Linked DNA regions of Homo sapiens: all the other regions are linked to region 2. A link is a loop called in an ENCODE intact Hi-C map of the cell type or tissue named here. Cell type or tissue: K562. All regions are shown on one strand. Region 1 overlaps PARD3B (par-3 family cell polarity regulator beta). Region 2 overlaps PARD3B (par-3 family cell polarity regulator beta). Region 3 overlaps PARD3B (par-3 family cell polarity regulator beta).

What was found. Peaks named below come from ENCODE experiments on the same cell type or tissue, not always from the same donor. Only the 100,000 strongest peaks of a DNase experiment are listed, where the experiment ranks them.
Region 1: it touches region 2 in a loop (2.1-fold over the local background); 1 of 110 quality-filtered maps calls a loop at or near these places.
Region 3: it touches region 2 in a loop (2.4-fold over the local background); 1 of 110 quality-filtered maps calls a loop at or near these places.

What each region holds. Positions count from the first base shown.
Region 1 is chr2:204,979,856-204,984,855 of GRCh38, forward strand. All of the region lies in intron 3 of PARD3B (par-3 family cell polarity regulator beta), which reads left to right. Among named protein-coding and RNA genes, the nearest start is that of PARD3B, 440 kb to the left of the region's middle. In K562, no CTCF peak of the experiment used is centred here; a DNase peak (open chromatin) is centred at 2,636.
Region 2 is chr2:204,914,448-204,919,447 of GRCh38, forward strand. The region is part of intron 2 of PARD3B (par-3 family cell polarity regulator beta); the gene reads left to right. Among named protein-coding and RNA genes, the nearest start is that of PARD3B, 370 kb to the left of the region's middle. In K562, no CTCF peak of the experiment used is centred here; a DNase peak (open chromatin) is centred at 2,784; H3K4me3 peaks cover 235 bases.
Region 3 is chr2:205,023,019-205,028,018 of GRCh38, forward strand. The region is part of intron 3 of PARD3B (par-3 family cell polarity regulator beta); the gene reads left to right. Among named protein-coding and RNA genes, the nearest start is that of PARD3B, 480 kb to the left of the region's middle. In K562, no CTCF peak of the experiment used is centred here; a DNase peak (open chromatin) is centred at 2,223.

The DNA.
Region 1 (5,000 bases), 65 kb after region 2:
AAGGTAAATTAATAACAAAACAAGCAAAAAACAATGAGAGACAATGTATAAGACTATCTTCATAACTTTGGTGTTAGGCTTGTTTCTAAAACAGAACACAAAAAGTGATAGCCATGGGAAAAATTTTGATAAATTGGGTTATGTGCAATAAAGAACTTCTGTTCATTAAAAGACTGAAAAGAAAAGCCATAGATTCTATGAAGAAATTTTAACACATCTGTCTGACAAAGGATAGTGTACAGGATACATAAATAACTCCTAAAAGTCATAAGAGGAAAGCATCCTGCTCAATAGAAAAATAGGAAAGAACCCTAACAGGCACTTCATAAAATGGCCAGTAGATTTATATAAAGGTGTTCAACTTCATCAATCGTGACAGAAAAGCACATTAAAACCACATTGCAAATTTCAGCAACAAAATAAACAATGTAGTATTTGTTTATAACCCAACATATAAAGTAAATTTGCATGAGCCCATACTGATATAAGTGATTGTTTGAGTAAATAAAACTAGTAGTGCTTAGAGGTAAGGGTAGGAGTTGACAAATCTTTCTAGTAGAATTCCAAATAATATATATAGATAGTACTTTCACCTTGAGTATGGGATGAACTTGATGACTTACTTCCAAAGAATAGGATACTGAAAAAGAAAATGAGTGAATCCACAGTAGAGAAACCTGGCAAGCACTGTTTGAACCAAGTGATCAAGATTATTATCTCCAGGCATAATTCAGCTGATACCATGTAGTCTGAAAATGATGTGATGAGCAGGGCATTTCACCTCAATGGTATTCTTCCTCCAAATCCATACCCCCAGGCTAATCATGAGAAGAACATCAAACAAGCCCAAATTGAGGAACATTTTACAAAATACCTGACAAGTCCTCTTCACAAAGTCAAGGTCATGAACAACAAGGAAAGATTGAAAAACTGTTCCAGACCAGAAGAGACTGAGAAGACTTGATGACTAAATACAGTATGGTATCCTAAACTGGATCCTGGAACAGAAAAGGTCATTCGTGGAAAAGCTGGTGAAATCCAAAGGAAATCTGTAGCCTTGTTAATAGTAATGTATAAATGTTAAATTAGTTTTGACATACATACCATAGTTACATAAGATGTTAACATAGGGGAAACTCGATTCTTTTTATACTATCTTTGCAAGTTATAAATTAATTCAAAAGGAAAAGTTGGTTAATACAAGGCCACTATAAATTCATCAGAAATTACTAAAATGAAAGAATACCAGCTCTTGGTGAGCCTGTGAAGTAACTAAACCTCATACATTGTTGGAAAACTGTTTGAGTATCCACTGAAATTGAAACTGTACATGTCCTATGACTCTGCCATTTCAGTCCTAGGTAACCTAGGTAATTCTCAACAGAAACGAGCGTGTATATTCACTGAAAAAAAAATAGAACAGCATCCCTATTCATATCAATCTCAAATTGGAAACAACCTAAATGTCCATCTTTGGTAAAATAATAAACTGTGGTGTATGCATACAATGGAATACTTTACAACAGTGAGATTAAACTATTACAATAGCAATAGCAAGAAAAACCCTTAGAATAATTTCATAAAATAGAAGGTGTAAGGAGTTAATTCCCTCTTTCCCAGTGGGGCAATATACATCTGCCTTAAGTTGGTGGGCCAAGCATATGTGGCTATAAAAAAATTAAAATGACAATCTAAAATTCATGCATTAAGCAAATATTTATTGGACACTTAACTATCTACCAGGCACTTTTGTAGGTGCTGGGAATGTAGCAGTAAACAACAAAAAGATTAAAACTTTCTATTCTCATTTAGTTTATACACTAGTGTGAGAAGACAGTAACCATAATAAATGAGATTTTTATATAGTATGTTAGAAACTGATAAAAAGTTTTGGGAGAACACTAAAACATGGTCAGGAGAGTAGGGTGTCTGATGACAAGAACGAGGAGTCTAATGTTAAACAGGGTGGCATTTGAGGAAAACTGGAAGGGAGTTGGGGAGTGAGTAGTGCAGATTGGTTAGAGGAGAGAGGAAGGGAATTTTGAGAAAAATTCTTCATCTTTTTTAGCAGGGAGTCTATCAATGCTATTTAAAGTTCAAAAAAATCAAGACATTGTGTGTGTGTATGTACACACACACATATATATGTATATAAATCTTGGAGTTATGTAACCACCAAAAAAGTCAAAAATAGAAGTGCTACAAAAAGACAACTTCTGGTAAGTTGAGCCTGTCAGTGAAAGGGAGACTTTTATTTTTTATTTTTATATTTCCTTCCTTCTGCAAGGTTTGAATTGTTTTGAAAATCACATTTTAAATGGTCACATTAGGACACAAGTAGGCCAGGAAGGAGTGACATTATTAGGTAGAGAACCTTGAAACCACTGTAATTATATCTTGAAAAGATAAATCATTTGCACAATTTAGTGCTTATTATTGATGAGGAATTTCTTGTAAGATTGCTGTCAGCTGCTTCAAGGAGCTACTCACCCTGTTTTCTCCAACTCACAGACGACCAAGTTCTGTGGATCAGGCATGGGTGTGGCCTAGACCAGCTCAGAGCACAGCTGCAAAGTCTCCCCAGATCCTCCCCAAGTTAAGCACACAAGTACAGGGGCTTGGCCACATGCTGCAGCCACCAGTTCACACTGATTCTGATAGCTCTCTTTCTTGCCCCACTAATCCACATAACAATATGTTGTCCATATTGCTTTGCAGCATCGTGAAAGTGCTGACTCATGTTTCACACCAGTACCAACTCACTCTAACACTCACAATCTTTCAGCTCAAGCTAAAAGATTTTAATTAGGTATATGGTGACACAAAACAAGTGTTCTAATTAAATTTTTGAAATGAGTAAGGAACTGTAACATTGCCCCTAGATAATGGATAAAAGTTCAGTATTAAATAGACTGCATGTACTCACGCTTAAATTGGTATAGATGTAAAAAAGAATTAGTCATTGTATCTGATAAAAAGTAATCTATTTTATGAATTTGTAGTATACTCTGTAGAGCTTGTCTTTTTTGTCTGATTTTACTTGAGGGGAATATTTCAAATTGCATATATCTGAAAGGAGAACGAATATAATTACCTAAATCTAGAACAACTAAAAATACTTCAGCTAAAGTATACAAATAATTGGAGTGCTTTTTGTCTTGGTTTTCTCGGATTATCTGGATGATTGCCTCCATTTTCTACCTGATTTAGTGCTTTCTACCTGATTGAGTATTTTTCAGGAGGTTGTTACTGCTGTTTTCTTAGCTCGGTGACCTGAAGCATTGATTCTGTGAACTGTTGGTATAGCCAATGCAGTTTGGGTTGTCCAACTGGTAATTGGGCCTGATAATTTGCAGACATTATGTAGGAGTTTCTTTATTTGGTAGTTTCATTCTCAAAAAAATTGGTGTTATTAAGCCTTGAGTAAATATAGTTGTTAACTCTGCATTGTGGTCCTAACCAACTTATAACAACTGACATTTATGAAGGTTCCAACCGAGGCTTTAATAAACAATGCATCCAAAAATGTAAGCATGGTGGCTGTGGGGGGAGTCGGGAGAGGAAGGGGGGAGGAGAGAAGTCAGTTTAAGGAAAGTTAGAAAAAAAAGACAACATTTGATATTAAATTTAATGTATTTAGTTGAGAATTAAGAGGAAACAGTTCAGCCTGTGTGGAGGAAATCTTCATGCATTTTATTACCTGTGAAGGAGTTAAAAATATACCAACCTGCCATATTGACTATTGAAGTTAAAGGGCACTTGAAAAACACCAGGTGCAAAAAGATGACTCTGACCTTCGTTCCGTTTCTTAAAAGCAGAAGATGAAATTCCCATGTGAAAGATGCCCTCCATATACTTGCAAGACACAACATCCTTATCCTTAGGATCAGAAGTTGTAACCAAGAGAATTTAGTATAGACATTGTAAAATAACTCTTTTAAGCCTCTCCACATAACATAGTTGCATTTTCACAGCTTACTATTATTTGTCCAATTCAGTATATAAGTAACTGACTCTAACCCCTTCTTTGGGTCTTCGTTTCCTTATGAGGGCTCCTGTGCATATAAAACTTGTATTGAAGTTGTATGTCAGTACCCGTCCCCTCCTCTGTATGGACCTTCCTTGTCGCCTCTCTAAAAAGAAAAAAAAATATGCATTTCTCCTGTTCATCTGTTTTATATCTATCTAATTCTCAGATCCAGCCAAATACTAAGAGAATAGAGGTGGAGTTTTGCCTTCCCTGCATCTATAAAACATCTAAATCAAAATTATATATATATTTAATATATGATAAAATTTTCACAGTAATTTCATGGTCAAATTAGCAAAAGAATTAATAAAATATACATTTCTCTTTAAAAGGTCTCAACTTACATTATTGGACAAATACTAGTAAATTGCTGTCTGTAATAGTCAAGATTTTTCAATCTTCTCAATAGTCAGTTGAGACTAATCAAAATAGTTTTTACGTGTAGTTTGGATGTGGAAATGCTACCACTTTATCACTGAAATTGCTGGAGTTTCATATTGAAGGTGGAATGCACTTAAAATGGGGTAACACACAAGGGAAAATTTGGCAAAATGATTTCATGGAGTTTCAGATTTAGGCCAGTGATAGCCAGGGCCCTTAGGAGAAGTAGATGTTTCCCTTTTGTATTTAATATGAATAACATTAATATTAAAATAAATGTATGTGTATTCCTTTGTATTCACAAAGGAATGTTATTGGATGTGTGAGTTGTCAGTTATTCTGGGAGATGTTTAATTCAGTAGCAGGAAATGGAGCGGCCCTGGAATTTGTAGGAGGGGCTTTCTCCTCTTTGAGGAGCCAGATGTCATGGTTAGGAGGAGAAGGGCCATTTTTGCATTGCATGTGTGAGACTGGAATCCCCATTTTCACCCACTTTAGGCACTTAGATATGGGATTAATGGTGCAGATCCATCAACTAAGAGCCCTGTGTGAATACCGAGCTTAAGTCTGGCAGAAGGAATGTGAAGCA
Region 2 (5,000 bases):
CAGTGAGGGGGAAAGAGAGAAAGAATGGAAGGAGGGAAGAAAATAAGTAAATCTGCTGATGGAAATTGGGATGTGTGACTGGAAGGGCAGAAATGAAAGCAATCTCCAATGAAGGGAGTAGAGGAGCTGTTTCCTGTGAAAAACAGGTGAGTGATGTATCATGTAGGAATTGTTCGAAAACCAGTAAGAAACCTCCTGTGGACCCCAGCCCTCAATCCAGCCTGAAGAGTAGGAAACATGTCCTGGTGGTGAAGAGGTTAGGAGCAGCTGTACAGAGAGAGGGAAAGAAAAGAAATAAAGGGAGGTTTGAGGGCAGACAGTGGGGCAGGGAATGAATTTCCAGCAGGACTGTGGAGTGGCCCACGCGGTGGTGCCTGGAGCAGGGGACCACATGTGCTCAGGTAGAGAAGCCTCCAAGCTCCAGATCCCCAGCTGCCCAGATGCTCGTGGCCCTGCCCACAGCCAAGGAGGTCTGTGAAGGGAGTCATTGGGCTGGGTTTTAATCCTCAGAACGCGAGCCAGATGCTTAACCAGAGAGATTCCCACCTTCGCACCCCACTTTCCTCACCTATTTAGGACTTCCTGGTGGATCGGCGGGGAGGAGGACAGAGAAAATTGTTCCGCTGTTAATCTGCACCCTTACTGTACCTCTAAGAGGATGGTCTGGGGAAACACTTGTCACATCTGGAAAACATTTCCTTAATGGAAAGAGAGAACATTGTTAGCTATTCATGTGTGAACATACAGCTTTTTACCTCCCTTCTCTGAGCCATTTTTTTCCTCCATGTTAAATTATAGCACTTTCTTCTTGTCAAAGGGCCTGCGCTATACTTAATAAACTATCTAATTAATAAAATTTAATTTTAATTTTAGAAAAGTCCCCTCCCTAGAGAAGCCTTCTCCCAAAATGAAGCTGTATTTCATTTTAAATTTATGATTAATTTTCATTATTCCTTTGGTAATAATTCTAATGCTGAAATTTGTTATGCATCGTTTAAGGAGATTTTTGAATTAAAGATATTTGAATAGTCATTATTTTGCCATATAAATTTAGTTTTATGTATATATACTAAAATATATAACATTTTCAGAGTTATATGTGACAAAATACCTCTAAAATTTAGTTGTTAAGTATATTAAAACTACTTTCACCATGGAAAAAACCTACAAGTAAACATAAAGATATTTTAGTGAGCTTAACTTTCTCAGAAATCACAAGTTCTGAGTCACATATCTGAAACGATGCTAACAATATTTAGGGCTTCCACAAAACTCCATCTTGAGAGATTTTTGTCAAGTCTTTGGCTAATTAATACTCGAGGCACCCTGTTCACTAGGTTTTTCTGTGGTTTCATTGTCACTGATGCATATTAATGACATCAGACAAATAAAGTGTCTTTCGTAATTGCTTGTCTCAAAGCATTGTAAAAATCAAATATGGAATAATTAAAAATTCATTTACGGTTTGTGGCTGTGAATTTGACTGCTGGAAGGTTGAGTCGAAGGCCCATGAGTGTCCTTGATAAGTCTGTACAGTTGATTCCCAGTCCAGTAGCTGCCCCAGTCATATTATATAGATGGCTTCAGTCAAGGGAGAGTGGGATGTTTTGAAATACAGCGTGATAACTGTGCATGTTAGCACAAATAGCCATTGAAAAGAACTGTTAGAATAACTGTTGACAGGAAAGACGGTTGGCTGTTTATTTTCCAAGATAAAAAATTAGGGTCAGGTGGTATTATCTATGTACTTTTCATTATTCATGCAAAACCAAACACCTTCAGCAGTAAGAATATTTTGTTTGTGAAACAGAAAACATTATTTCACTGACTGGGCCACTTTTGTTAAAAATATCTAATAGATACATGGTTGTTTTGAACTTTATAGGTCAATTTTAGATTTAATTACCTATTAAATTCCCAATCATGTATAGCATTTTGTGTTGTATTAACAAAATAGTAGATTCTCTGAAATTGTTTAATGTTTTAAAATTGTCTTGGTTAACTCAAGAATGGATAAAGTAATATAAGAACAGTCCAATTTATATGGTAGCATATTGAATTTTAAATTCTATAGAGATTTATTAAAATTTACATTTTTTACATGAGTGCAATTACATTTTAAGTGATAAATAATCCAGAAGAGTGTATTTTATAAGGAAAATAAATGAGAAAATATTTTCATTGTCTAAAGATGTAGTTTTTTTTTATGATAAAAAAGATTCACTGTAGGGAAACTGTAATTAGAACTAATTTATCCATTTGTTCATGGAGTTCCCTTAATGAGCAAGAATGCCACATACTCTTAATTATCTGTAAATTTTGACCATTTACATAAATAATCCTTTTTAAATATGAGTAGGACTTATGATACTAAGCCACTCTTGAGCTTTTACAATATGAATTAAATTTCAGATTCTTCATTTGTCTGACATGTGTTTATTGAGTACCAGTAAACTTTAAAGTATTTTTCTAGATACAGTGGATGCATAGAACAATGAATGAAATGGATAAAAATCCCTGTTCTCTTGGTTTTAACATTTTAGTGAAGGCAGCCCACCTTAAAAACAAGGAAATATGTAAATATGTAGTGTAAATATATAGCATGTTGCATAGGGTCATAAGTGATATAAAGAAATATGGAGTAGAGAGGGAAGTTAGAGCCAGAGGAGGACAATTTAAAATAATCATCAGGGAAGATTCTAAGAAGACCATAGTCAAAGCCTGGGAGCTAATGAGGAGTTGGTGGGTGGGTGGATCAGATAGGGCCTTGTAGGCTATTCTAAGAAATTTGGCTTTCATTCTCTAGTAGAAGCAGCTATGGAAGGATCTGTAGCTGAGGAATGACAAGGTCTTGTGGCACTGGGAGGTTGTGCAGGGTAGAAGCTAGGAGCCAGTGAAGAAACGTTAGATGTAATTGAGGGAAAACAGAATAGTGGCTTCTATTTTGGGTATTCAGGATGGATTGATTTATTTCATGTGAGGAGTGAGAGGACCAGAACTAACAATAGGACCAATTTTTTTATCCTGGGCAACTAGAGGTATGAGTTGATTTGCTGAGCTGGGGAATTCTATGGGAGTTGCAGGTTTGGTGAATGCTATCAGGAGTTTCGTTTGGGACATCTTGAGAATGAGTCTAAAATTTGAAATAGAGATCTGGACTGAGATGTAAATTTGGGAGTTCCATTTCTTTGTAATTTAGGAATAGAATACTAATGTTTTATAATTTTTATTTCTAATTTGGATCAGAAGAGTTTTAACTGACAGTGTAGCCAACGACAAGTATTTTCCTTTTATTCAGAGCATTTCATTTGTTGTTCAAATAAAAACTAATTGTTTTAGGATCTGAAAGGCTATTGGGGTTATTGTTATAAATTATTTCTGGCTACTGATTAATACAAAGTATTATTTTTCTTTAATTGTAAACTGACAATAGTAATAGTAAAAGTGATTGTATTTTTATTTTAATCTGATTAAATATTAGAATTTGCAGTTTGGAATAGTGACAGGTTTTTTCTTAGATTAGTTCACAAAAGCTTGCATTATTGGTTATAGTAATTAAAGTTTACAAAATTAAGAAAAGCTTTAGAGTACTTTGTAGCCTGATATATTCTTATTAAGTTTTGATGGGCATTCTGACATGAGGAGACAGTTTTTATGGAATGAAGTTAAACCAAGAAGAGATAAATGCTTACTTAAATTTGCAGAAGAAAATGTAAAATATATACCTTCAAATTTCTCCTTTGAGGACATTCTTAATGTAAGATGAAAGCTGTTGGATTTTAAACATTACAAACAGGCAACTTGTTTTTTCCACATTATAATGCTTGATAGTGTTCTTTCCTAAGGGAGAAATTTCTTTGCTAGACTTGCTTTGAAACTTCACATTGAAAATGCTTTTTTTGGCCGGGCGCAGTGGCTCACGCCTGTAATCCCAGCACTTTGGGAGGCCGAGGCGGGCGGATCACGAGGTCAGGAGATCGAGACCATCCCGGCTAAAACGGTGAAACCCCGTCTCTACTAAAAATACAAAAAATTAACCGGGCGTAGTGGCGGGCGCCTGTAGTCCCAGCTACTTGGGAGGCTGAGGCAGGAGAATGGCGTGAACCCGGGAGGCGGAGCTTGCAGTGAGCCGAGATCCCGCCACTGCACTCCAGCCTGGGCGACAGAGCGAGACTCCGTCTCAAAAAAAAAAAAAAAAAAGAAAATGCTTTTTTTACTTGCTTTTTGCTGAGGTGTAAAATTTGCAAAGGTTATAGAAAAATAATAGTTTTAAGATACTCGATGTGCAGTTTGTTCTTTTTGAGGGATTTGGTGATTTTTCTGTTTCCAGTTGATGTGGTTATTTGTCCCAGTCTGAGTAATGTTTAGCCATTGCCCATGTTCTATCTAGTCCCAAGTACTTGATAGTTCGTCTGTGTTTCTGGTGATTTTTTTTTTTTCTGGCTCTGTGATCCTTGTGAATCACCATCCTTGGTCCCATTATACCCAGTCTTCATTTAAAACTAACACTCAATACATCTTCACCCCACCCTGACTTTTTTCCACATTTTATGAAAAATTTTAAATATATAGAAAAGTTGAAATAAGTATGCAGTGAAGACCCATCTACTTAACACCTAGATTTGGCAAATAACATTGAACTTTATTTGCTTTATTAAGTATCTATTTCTCTGTTTCTGTAACCATCTTTCAAGGCGTCTTATTTTTTTATGCATTTCCAAGTAATTGCAGACATCCATACACTTCCCTCCTAAGTACTTTAGCATGCATATCATTAGCAAGAGTTTCATATTATTTAAAGATCTTTATAAAGTAAAATTTACATATGATGAAATGCACAAATCTCAAGAACTTTTGATGAGTTTTGACAATGTATGTATCTGTGTCATGTAAACTCCTATCAAGATATGAAACACTGCAACCACTTCCGAAAATCACCTTTTCCCAGTCAATCCCTGACCCTCAAACCTCCCAACAGCAACCACTGTTTTGATTGTTTT
Region 3 (5,000 bases), 110 kb after region 2:
TATGAAATCATTACAGGCTCAGTTCCCTGGTCCATTATCCCTGAAGAGATCATCCGACAGCACTCCAGGTGCCTTTTCTATGCCAAATCTTGGTGCAGTGCCCAATCAGAGAGTGTCGGGGGGATTAGAAGTTCGGTTGCATCGGAGTTAGCTCATTACCACATTTGTGATCGCTTTCACAGAGAGGAGAGGTGGTGATCCCACTGGGCAGGATTGCAGAGAAGGCTTTGTTTTCAACACCATCTGGCACATGGTTGGCACTCATTAACACAGCACAATGTCGATTAAAATAATAATTGTACGTGGCAGCAATGCTGCTTAGACAGGTCCCCACCTTTGGCCTTCCAGCAAAGGAAATTGAAGAAAGAGAAGGCTGAGGAGTTGCCTCTGGTAACTCTGGTCTCTGGGTTTGCATCTTTCTTCATGCCCACACCTTTTTTTTTTTTTTTTTTTTTGGTAAAGAAGCTACTTTTTTAAATGTATGTATTTATTTTTATTTTTAGCAGCAGTACCCCCCCACCCCCCGCCAAATCCCCCTGTTTTTTTAAACTGGGAATACCATGAGTCTGACCTTGTTCGCAGTTCCCAAGGACCCTAATTACAGAGCTCCGGCTGTAGCTGGACTCCCAATTCAATACTGCAGCCAGGAAATATTTGCTGAAAGGGGATTCTATGCAGTCATATTTCTTCTGCAACTTGAATTATATATAATTAAGAGTTTTAGGCTTTTCTCTTTTAAAGGATGCATGGATGAACTCAATCATTCAGGTGCTGAGTTAAGACTACACTGCCTTTCCTTAAAAAAACAGATGTGTATTTACTTCGGCAGCTCCAGATCTTGACTCTGGTAGCATCTACTTGATTTGCTGTTTGGGGGATAGGAGTGCAGATTTTTGAAAGAAATTGTTTGAGTTTGAATCCTGTTTCTACCATATACTAGGTGTGTGGTGAGGAGAAAATCCCTTAACTCTTGGTCTCCCTTTTCTTCACTGCTGCTATGGTGGTAATAGTCATCCCTAAGCTTTAGGATTTCTGTGAATATAAACAAACATGTAATACACTAAGAATAATGCCCAGTGCAGGGTGAGCTCTTGATATGCATTAGCTATGATCATGTATGCCTCACCATCATTTTCTTTCTTTCTTTTTTTTTTTTTTTTTTTTTTGAGATGGAGCCTCACTTCTGTCGCCCAGGCTGGAGTGCAGTGGCGCGTTCTTGGCTCTCTGCAACCTCTGCCTCCTGGGTACAAGTGATTCTCCTGCCTCAGCCTCCCAAGTAGTTGGGATTACAGGTGCACCCCCACCACACCCGGCTAATTTTTGTATTTTTAGTAGAGATGGGGTTTTGCCATGTTGGGCAAGCTGGTCTCGAACTCCACACCTCAGGTGATCCACATGCCCCAGCCTCCCAAAGTGCTGGGATTACAGGCCTCACTGTTATTTTCTGCAAGAGTTTATTCTTCCTCCAGATTGTGCCTCATACCTATTTAAATTTTTTATTCCCAAATGATAGGATTTACTAGTTGTAGTGATGTAGGTAGTGGTTATGTGGACATTTGTCCAGATATGTTGATCAACTTTTTTTGGTAGGACACTATTATTTAATTCCTTGTCATGCTAGACCAAGGTTAGAAGAAGCCAATTGATGTGGGTAATTTCCTCATAGATCTATAATACCTTCATACCATAATAATTAATGAAGCACATCATTTGTTTCCAGAGCAGATTATGCATATCTTAAACAAAAGAAATAAGTTGTATATTTCAAGCCTATAGGTAAGCACTATAACTAATGATCATGTGGTTTTCTCTGGTTGTGGAACCATAAACAGCATGCCCTCTGGCACTGTAATGATTTGTGTTCTATAATACTCAGTGTAACCATGGTTTTTATTCTGTTTGCCGTTTGGTATGTGGAAAAGCCTTCAAGAAACTGGCTTTTTGCAGGAGTGTTTACATATCATTCATGCCACCAAGAGAAGATGACCGACATTTTAGATGCAGAAGAAAGATTAAATGCATTCAGTTTAACTAGCGGCACTAAAAAGGGCTGCATCTTTGTATTGTTGCTGTTTATCTTCTTTCCAGCAGTGGAATATTGAGCTTCCCCAGGCTGTGATTCAGGTATTAATGCCGATTTTAGGTCGGGCAAGAGTGTGTTCAGTCTGCGGCACTTAGATAGCAAAGGCAAACTGCTCACGGCTATTAGTCAGGAGTTTCTGTATGCCAGTGATTGCATGCTTGTGACTCATAATCAGGGTGATTCACAGCAACCGTTAGATGGGCTTGCTGTGGCTGTGTTTTTCGTTTGGACTGCTGTCATTGCCAAAAGTGTCAGCCTTTCTCCTACAGATCTGACCGTGTGACACATGCACAGTGCCCTTTGGTTGTGCTGAATGGCTCACCACTAACATCATGGCTAAGTTTTATTATCTTGGAGGAATTGTCTCTCACAGTGAGTCCCAATTAGACAAATGAATTTTGTGTTGTTTTCTTTCTGAAGTGTTACTCTGGGATTGTTGACAGAATTTGTGCCACAGTGTTCTCTTGGGCAGTCTGAATTCCAGATTCTCTATCTTGGTTTAACTATGCTCTCACTTGAGAATCAGCAAGGAGATGTCATGTTATCTGTTTTTCTGTATACGTGGAGCTGTATCGGTGGTCTGGGTTCCTGCTGAGCAGATACATAAATAACCACACGTCTCTCTGGGTTTAATACCAGCCCGGTTCTGACATCCAAGGCTGACTCCTATTCCATGTTTTGCCCCAACCACCGAACACGATGCTCTGACCCCTCAACACACAGATGCCTTGTACCTGACCTAATAAGTTGAGTCAGCAACCTGTATTTCTGATTTGTCCATTAATTCTGTGTGTCCTGGTTGAGACCCACTTGCATTTCTGCATGCTTGCTTAACCTACGCCTGTCACAACTACCTCTGTTCCTTTTTGAACTTAACAAACATTTATACAGCCCGCGGTACGCTAGGGTCTGAGCATACAACTGGGAAAAGATAGATAGGATCTCTGTTCTCATGAAACTTCCCTTCTGGCTCTTAGAAGTTATACATGTAAACAAATGCACAAGAGTCTCTCTGATGGTAACAATGCAATGAAGAAAATGAAACAGGATAAAGGAATAGAGAGCAAGTAACTATGACAGGGCTATTCTGAGAGTAGAGGGAAAGGTGGGAGAACATTCTACGCAGAGGGACCAGCTAGTACAAAGGCACTAGGGCAGTCTGGGTGAATTTGGAAAGATAGAGAGCCAAGGAGGCCAGGGTGGCTGCAGTGTAGTGGGTGGGCAGAGAAGAGCCAGATGAGACAGAGTCAAGCCTGATATAGACAGTCTTTTTTCTATTTTATTTTAAAATATTTAATTTACAAATAAAAATTGTATAAATTATACATGTACAGGGTGATGATTTGATCTGTGCATGCATTGTGTACTTATTACCACAATCAAATCAACACATTCATCATCATCCTTAGTTACCATTTGTGCATGTGTCTATATGGTGAGGGCACTTAAAAATCTTCTGTCATCAAATTTCAGGTAAACAACACAGTATTATTAACTATATTTAATGCTGTACATGAGATCCCCAGAATTTATCCATCTTGTAACTGAAGGTTTATACCCTTTGACCAACTTCTCAACACTTCCTCCAACCCTTCATCCATGGCACCCATGATTCTACTGTCTGCTTCTATGATTTAAACTGTTTTAGATTCTGCATATGATTGAGATGAGATACTCTTTGTCTTTTGGTGTCTGGCTTATTTCGCTTAGCATAATGTCCTCCAAGTTTATCCATGATGTTGCAAATTGCAAAATGTTCTTCTTCTTATGGCTGAACGATATTCTCTTGTTTAGACACACCACATTTTCTTTATTAATTCATCAGTGGACACCGAGGTTGTTATTGTAGGTGTTATTTACACCTATCTTAGTTATTGAAGTAACGCTGTAATGAACATGAGGGTGTAGATACCTCTTTGAGATATTGATTTAAATTCCTTTGGATATATGACCAAAGGTGCAATTCCTTTGGATATATGGCTGGACCATAGGGTACTTATTAATTTACACATTTTTAATTTTTTAAGGAACCTCCATACTGTTCTCTATAATGACTGCACCAATTTCCATTCCCATCGTGCACAAGGCTTCCCTTTTCTCCACAGCCTTTCCAATAGCCAGCTGCTATCTCATCTTTCTGATAATAGCCATCCTAACAGGTATGAGGTGATATCTCATTGTGGTTTTGATTTGCATTTCTCTGATGATTAGTGATGTTGTGCACCTTTTTATATATCTGTTGGCCATTTGTATGTATTCTTTGAAAAAAATGTCTATTCATGTCCTTTGCCCATTATTAAATCTGGTTATTTGTTTTTTGATATTGAGCTGCTTGAATTTATAATATTTTTGGAGACTAATCCCTCATCAAATATACAGTTTGCAAATAATTTTTCCCAATTCATAGGTTGCCTTTTCATTTTGTGGATTTTTTTTTCCTTTGCTGTGCAGAAGCTTTTTAGTTTGGTGTAGTCCTGCTTGTTTGCCTTTGCTTTTGTTGCCTGTGCTTTTAGTGTCATATCCAAATATCATTGCCAAGATCAATGTAAAGGAGCTTTTTCACTGTGCTTTTTCCTAGGAATTTTACATTTTCAGATGTTACATTTAAGTCGTTAGTCTTTTTTGAGTTAATTTTTGTATATGAGGTAAGATAAGGGCCTAATTTCATTATATTGCATGTGTATATTTGGTTCACACAGCATCATTTATTGAAGAGACTATCCTTTCCCCATTTTGCATTCTTGGCACTCTTGTCAAAGATTAGTTGACCATATATGCACAGGTTTATTTTTGTGCTCTCTGTTCTGTTCCATTGGTCAATGTGTCTTGTTTTTATGCCAATACCATACTGTTTTATTACTGTGGCTATGTACTTTTGTAATACAGTTTAAAATCAGGGTATGATGCCTCCAGCTTT